2 separate regions of the Homo sapiens genome follow, and region 2 is linked to region 1. Evidence: chromatin contacts called from ENCODE Hi-C or POLR2A ChIA-PET data. All regions are on one chromosome and are shown on one strand. The core of a region is the stretch at or near the end of the contact, and the rest is flanking DNA. Distances in the headings are between cores, read along the strand shown.

Evidence for each region. A loop is a pair of places that touch in the nucleus more often than their neighbours do. ChIA-PET counts read pairs that join two places held with the same protein, here RNA polymerase II (POLR2A).
Region 2: POLR2A ChIA-PET joins it to region 1 with 10 read pairs in activated CD4-positive, alpha-beta T cell. The contact joins two enhancer-like sites. A Hi-C loop is called at or near these places in 1 of 168 maps with a recorded cell type or tissue (gastrocnemius medialis). POLR2A ChIA-PET finds 5 or more read pairs at or near these places in 1 of 52 experiments (activated CD4-positive, alpha-beta T cell).

The regions. Positions count from the first base shown.
Region 1 is chr14:69,131,587-69,134,746 of GRCh38, forward strand. All of the region lies in intron 1 of DCAF5 (DDB1 and CUL4 associated factor 5), which reads right to left. Among named protein-coding and RNA genes, the nearest start is that of DCAF5, 20 kb to the right of the region's middle. RefSeq lists a silencer at 1,806-2,100. Within about 2 kb of position 1,690, at least 7 of the 41 ENCODE cell types and tissues checked have a DNase peak (open chromatin) inside an H3K27ac peak, as active enhancers do.
Region 2 is chr14:73,600,613-73,603,772 of GRCh38, forward strand. It overlaps a transcript of HEATR4 not described here. Among named protein-coding and RNA genes, the nearest start is that of ACOT4, 10 kb to the left of the region's middle. Within about 2 kb of position 1,704, at least 2 of the 41 ENCODE cell types and tissues checked have a DNase peak (open chromatin) inside an H3K27ac peak, as active enhancers do.

The DNA of each region.
Region 1 (3,160 bases), core at 440-2,939:
TAGACACGTATCAGAGAGGTAAAATGACTTGCTAATAATCCAAAGAGCTTGGCCTGGAGCCTAAAACTAAGTTGTATCCATTCTACCAACATGCAGAGGACAGAACAGCACCTAGCATTCCAAATGAGGAATGTTCTGGAGCTTTACACAAGGAAGAAAAGCACTTTCCAGGCTTTTTTTTTTTTTTTAATGATTTTATCTATTTTCAAGTATAGAGTTTTGTGGCATTAACTACATTCACATTTTCATATCGTTGTGCAACCATCACCACATTTTATCTCCAGAACTACCCCTTCCCACTGACAACTGCCATTCTCCCCCTAGACACCATTCACTTGGCACAGTGTCTTCAAGGTTCATCCATGTTGTAGTGTGTGTCAATTTCATTTCTTTTTAAGGCTGAATAATACTATTTCATTGTATGTATAGACTACATTTTGTTTATCTATTCATCCACTGATGGACCCTTGGGTTGCTTCTACCTTTCAGCTTTGTGAATAATGCCACTATGAACATTAGTGTACAAATATCTGTTTGAGCCTCTACTTTCAATTCTTTTGGGTATATAACCAGAAGTGAAATTGCTGGATCCATATGGTAATTCTACTTTTAACTTTTTGAGGAATGCCATACTGTTTTCCACAGTGGCTGCCCCATTTTATATTCTCACCAACAACGTACAAGAGTTCCAATTTCTCCATATCCTTGCCAACTCTTTTTATTCTTTGCTTGTTTGGATAATAGTCATCCTAATGGGTGTGAAATGTTTGCTGGCCTTTTTAACCTTCAAATAATAGCCTAAAATAACTCTCAAGTCCTTTTAAATATCTCAGAGCGCATCATTCTACAAACAGTTTGAGTTATCTTTCTTCATGAGTACCTACCCTGAAATTCAGTTACCACTTTTCTATTCACTCACCCCATCCAGCCCAAAAGAGTTTTCTGTAGTTCATTTATCCCCTATTGTTTTGCATTTCACTGCCTCAAGGAACATCATATATAAATTTGGGAAATTTCATATTCATTCTCTCCTCAAATCACCTACAAAAACATTAAGAGCACTAAGCTCTATTTACTCAAGCCAGCCACTTCTGTGATTAGACCTATTTTAGAGGTGATATAATGTGGGGCAGCATAGCACAGCACAGCATTCAAAACCACAGGCTTAGTCTCCACGTAGTAAGACATAGGAAAAAATAATAAGAAAAAACCCACAGGATTAGGATACACAAACACAGGTTCAACTCTCAATGTCGCCGGCACTTATTAGCTGTGTGCCTTTAGACAGGTTACTTAACTTCTCTAAATTATAGTCCTCCCATCTGTAAAACTGAGAAAACAACACTACTTATTTCACAGTGTTACTGTTAGGATTAATGAGATAGATCTGTGTAAAAGACTTGGCCCAGTGCCTGATACATATTAAGAGCTAGATAAATGTCAGCTAATTATTATGCTATTTGAACTCAAACAACAGCTAACATCAGTTAAGTTTACTCTGGGTCAGGGACTATCCTAAGGGTCTTATATGTAGTGGCTCTTCCAATCCTTTTAACAACCCCACGAAGTAGGAATTCACATGAAACTACAGAAAAGCTACATAATATGAAGGGGTACACAGCTACCAAGAGTCATTGTTGGCATCTGAATCTAGGTAATGTGGCTCCAGAAACCATGCTCCTTACCATGATGCAATCCAGCCTCGCAAATATAAGAGGCCAGGCAGCAAAGTAAATGAGTCAGACTTGCCAGATTAAGTGACAGACTGAAGAATATATCTGTATTTTTAAAAGATAAGCCACCATTCAGCTCTTGCCAGTTGTTGCCATAGAGAAATACAGACTCAAGATTGCCAGATCTCCCAATTTTTGGCCCAGGGATAAGTTAAGGTTGAGTGATTTGCCCAAGGTCATAAAACTGCTGTTCAGTGGCACTTCCCAAATCGAAACCAGTAGGCAGGGAAGAGGCGGGGGTACAGGCAGGTCTGGAGAGATAGGAGAGGTGGTGTCACACAAATTTTGCTCTTCACTACAGAAGTAGCTATAGGGATAACATCTACAGGCATTACTTCTGCTGACACCCTGTTTTTACCTAGTACCCTTCTGCTAAAAGCTGAGTCCACTTATCTACCTATTATCTCATTTTTCCATGTCTCTAATGAGGTAAGTAGAACAGAAACATCCCCATTTTAAACATGTTAAAAGTGAGGTCCTGGCTTGCCTTAGCTCCTAGCTAGAAACACTTTACATTAAATAGGAAGTATTAAGCAGCAGCAACACCCTAACTAGACAGCTAGAGCCCCATAAAATGAAATGGTTTCTCCAAAATCAGATGACTAATAGCAGTGGAGTTTAATAAAGCTAGGGTTTTGAAATACTAACCCTAGACAATGTCTCTAATTCCTGATCAGAAACAGAGAAAGAAATCCACAAACATTCAAATATCCCTTTCTCCTTACACCAGAGTCACAGAGTAGAGATGTAAGGCACCTAAGAGTTCATCTTCTAACATCCCCATTTTGCCAGTGAGGAAACTGAGGCACAAAACTGAGGCACCTGTCCAAGAGCACACTGCCAGTTACAGGCAGAGTGGGATTCAAATCCAAGATGTCTGAGTCCAAAGCCCCTGCTCTTCCTAAAGTGTGGAACATAGGCCACTGGATGATTTTAGACAGTAGAGAAATGATTTTAATAATTACGTATTTTAAGGTGTACTAGAAAAAAACAACTAGCACATAAAACCCGTGACTTAGACTTTATAGTAATGTCAAGTTTCTTTCAAATGCTGTTTATAAGGAAAGTCAACTTAGAAAAAATGTTAATAGCACAGGTGACACTCCTTATATATAACAAAAATCAAAAACGTGGGGCTCAAACTTCTGAAATTTGGAGAACAGGCACATTTACGACCTCCTTAAGAGAGGGACTCTAAATCAGAGGCTGCAATTTGATATACATCCAGATGCAAACAGGGTTAACTAGGGAATAATCTCAAGAGAAATTAGGAGAATGTGACTGTTTTAACAAAGAAAGTTACAACCTAATGAGTTGCACTGTAATCAGTCTAAAGGAAGACTACAAAATGGCCAAAACATTAAAATATTCAGACTCACTAGTAATCAAGGCCAGTTGTATGAGAAGTCATAATACACTTTTTAGAT
Region 2 (3,160 bases), core at 454-2,953, 4.5 Mb after region 1:
GGCTAATTTGTTATGTTTAGTAGAGACAGGGTTTCACCATGTCGGCCAATCTGGTCTCAAACTCCTGACCTCAGGTGATCCACCTGCCTAGGCCTCCTAAAATGCTGGGATTACAGGCATGAGCCACCACGCCCAGCCAGCCAGAACAATTTTCTTAAAAACTTTGTGGGGTTTTCTAAAAATCTCAGTGGGTTTCACTCCACTAGACAAAATACACCTCTAGATATCTGTTTAAGAACTTCTCGGCCAGGCGTGCTGGCTCACGCCTGTAGTCCCAGCACTTTGAGAGGCCAAGGCGGGCGGATCACCTGAGAGGTCAGGAGTTCGAGACCAGCCCGGCCAACATGGCGAAACCCCATCTCTACTAAAAATACAAAAATTAGCCAGGTGTGGTGGTGCGTGCCTGTAATCCCAGCTACTCAGGAGGCTGAGGCAGGAGAATTGCTTGAACCCAGGAGATGGAAATTGCAGTAAGCCGAGATTGTACCACTGCACTCCAGCCTGGATGACAGAGTGAGACTCTGTCTCCAAAAAAAAGAAAATGACAATTAAATGAAATATTTTTGTAAGTGTTTAAATGACCCATCAGGTAAATGTACCTGAAGCTTTGACTGTCTTCCCAAAAATATGGATTTGACAAACCAAACATTGGTTATAAACTACTTTAGCAGGTCAGTGTGGTGGCTCATGCCTGTAATCCCAGCACTTTGGGAGGCTGAGGCGGACAGATCACTTGAGGTCAGGAGTTCGAGACCAGCTTGGCCAACGTGGTGAAACCCTATCTCTACTAAAAATACAAAAATTAGCTGGGCATGGTGGCGCACGCCTGTAATCCCCACAACTTGGGAGGCTAAAACAGGAGAATTGCTGGAACCTGGGAGGCGGAGATTGCAGTGAGCTGAGATCGCGCCACTGCATTCCAGCCTGGGCAACAGAGTGAGACTCTGTCTCAAAAAAGAACTACTTTAGCAATTTATAAGTCAGCAAACCAATATGTATTTAAATTGGATCATTTTGTCTTTTCCATGATGAGTCATAGAAACCATAACCTTTAATAACAAAACCTTTAGGGACTCAGGAAAGACAAGGCAGCCATCCTGGTTCTCCATGAGTCCATGCTTAACATTGGACTTATGTCCTCTTGAATACCAGTTATTTCTCTAATTTAGGTGCATAGCACTGATAACCAATGGGTTTTTACAGATAATTTATCTTAGACCATGGAATTCAAATGATTTTAAATAGTAATAGTTAAAACACTTCTGACAAGGAGAGCTGGTTATTTCTGTGGTCTACAATAACAACATAATTATGCTTTTTTTTTTTTAATCTTATTTCATTTTTTTGAGACGGAGTCTAAATCTGTTGCCCAGGCTGGAGTGCAGTGGTGTAATCTCGGCTCACCACAACCTCCACCTCCTGAGTTCAAGCGATTCTCCTGCCTCAGCCTCCTAAGTAGCTGGGACTACAGGCACGGGCCACCGTGCCTGGCTAATTTTCGTATTTTCAGTAGAGACGAGGTTTCACTATGTTGGCCAGGTTGGTCTTGAACTCCTGACCTTGTGATCCGCCCGCCTCGGCCTCCCAAAGTGCTGGGATTACAGGCATGAGCCACTGCACCTGGCCTAACAACATAATTATGTGTTGGGAGCCAAAAAGGTCAAAGGGATCATGACCAACCTAGCATTCCACTGGAGGCTATATGATTTATCATGAATGCAGGATGTGGGCAAACTCGCTTCTGTGCCTGCCCCAGAAGATTTGCTGAGGGCAATCGCTTCCTGGTGCCGAGCTCCTTGAGGTTATTTACTGGGACATCTAGAGAATGCAGTCTTACAAGACTACTGTAGACCAAGCAGCTGGTCCCTTCTTCCACCCCGCTTCTCACTATCTTTTTTGCCTAATAAATACAGAGGGCTGTGTAAAGCTCAGGGCCCTTGTCCACTAGAGGCAAGTTGCCTCCTGACTCCTTCTTCCAAACATATTCTTTTGTCTCTTTATTCCCGCGTTCTCCCCGCTTTGTTCAGTCCCCCAGGGATCCTGGCAGGCTACAATTATGATTGATACCATATACTCAGATGTATTAGAACGTAGAAATTCCATACAATTTTGGAACATATATTAATATCATTCACTAAAATATAACTTGAAGAAGAGTAAATCTTTTTTTTATTTTGACAATGCTTCCCATGTAACTAACCACGTCAAATAATCCTGTTTACCTCTCTTTTAAATGCTTCAGGGGCCCTCTGTAGCATCTCAAATTTAGAGATGAGAAAAGACAATTCTGAGGCTGAAATTTGATTTTGGGAAGCCTGTTAAATATGTTAAAGGTTTACAAAAATGTACATTCCCATGCCTTCTTACAATCTTTTACCAAAAACACATTTTACTCTCCTCACACACCTTGCATGTAAAACTATTTTTAGTAGTCTTAATTGTATGTTACAATGATGACTCTTAGCAATTTTTAATTTTAATGTAAAACCTGGTAACTTATTTTAATTATGTACTAGGTACAAATATGGTCTGACTCTTTCCAGCACAGCTGGGGGCGTGGTTAATTCCATATGTCCCCAGGCCTTACCAAGCTGTAAAGCAGGCAAGTTGAACTATTTTCAAAAGCCAAAGAAGCAGTTTATGACCTTAAATAATTTGGCAAACCTAATATTTGAACGTAATTTAGAACACGTTTACATTTTGAAGACATTTGCATTTTACCAATAATCTGTTTTTTTTGTTTTTTGTTTTTGTTTTTTTTGAGATGGAGTCTTGCTCTGTCGCCAGGCTGGAATGCAGTGGCACATTCTCGGCTCACTGTAACCTCTGCCTTCTGGGTTCAAGTGATTCTCCAGCCTCAGCCTCCCGAGTAGCTGGGACCACAGGCGCATGCTACCATGCCCTGCTAATTTTTGTATTTTTAGTATAGACAGGGTTTCACCATGTTAGCCAGGATGGTCTCGATCTCCTGACCTCATGATCCACCCACCTCAGCCTCCCATATTTTACTAATAATCTTTAAAACTGCTTTTATTTCCCAAAGACTACTAAAGTCACATGAACTAAAAGGCATTATAGTTTTTTTCTTTCAAAACATTTGATCGAAGTGCTTATTTTTCTTTTCTTTTCTTTTTTTTTTTTAGACGGAGTCTTGCTCTGT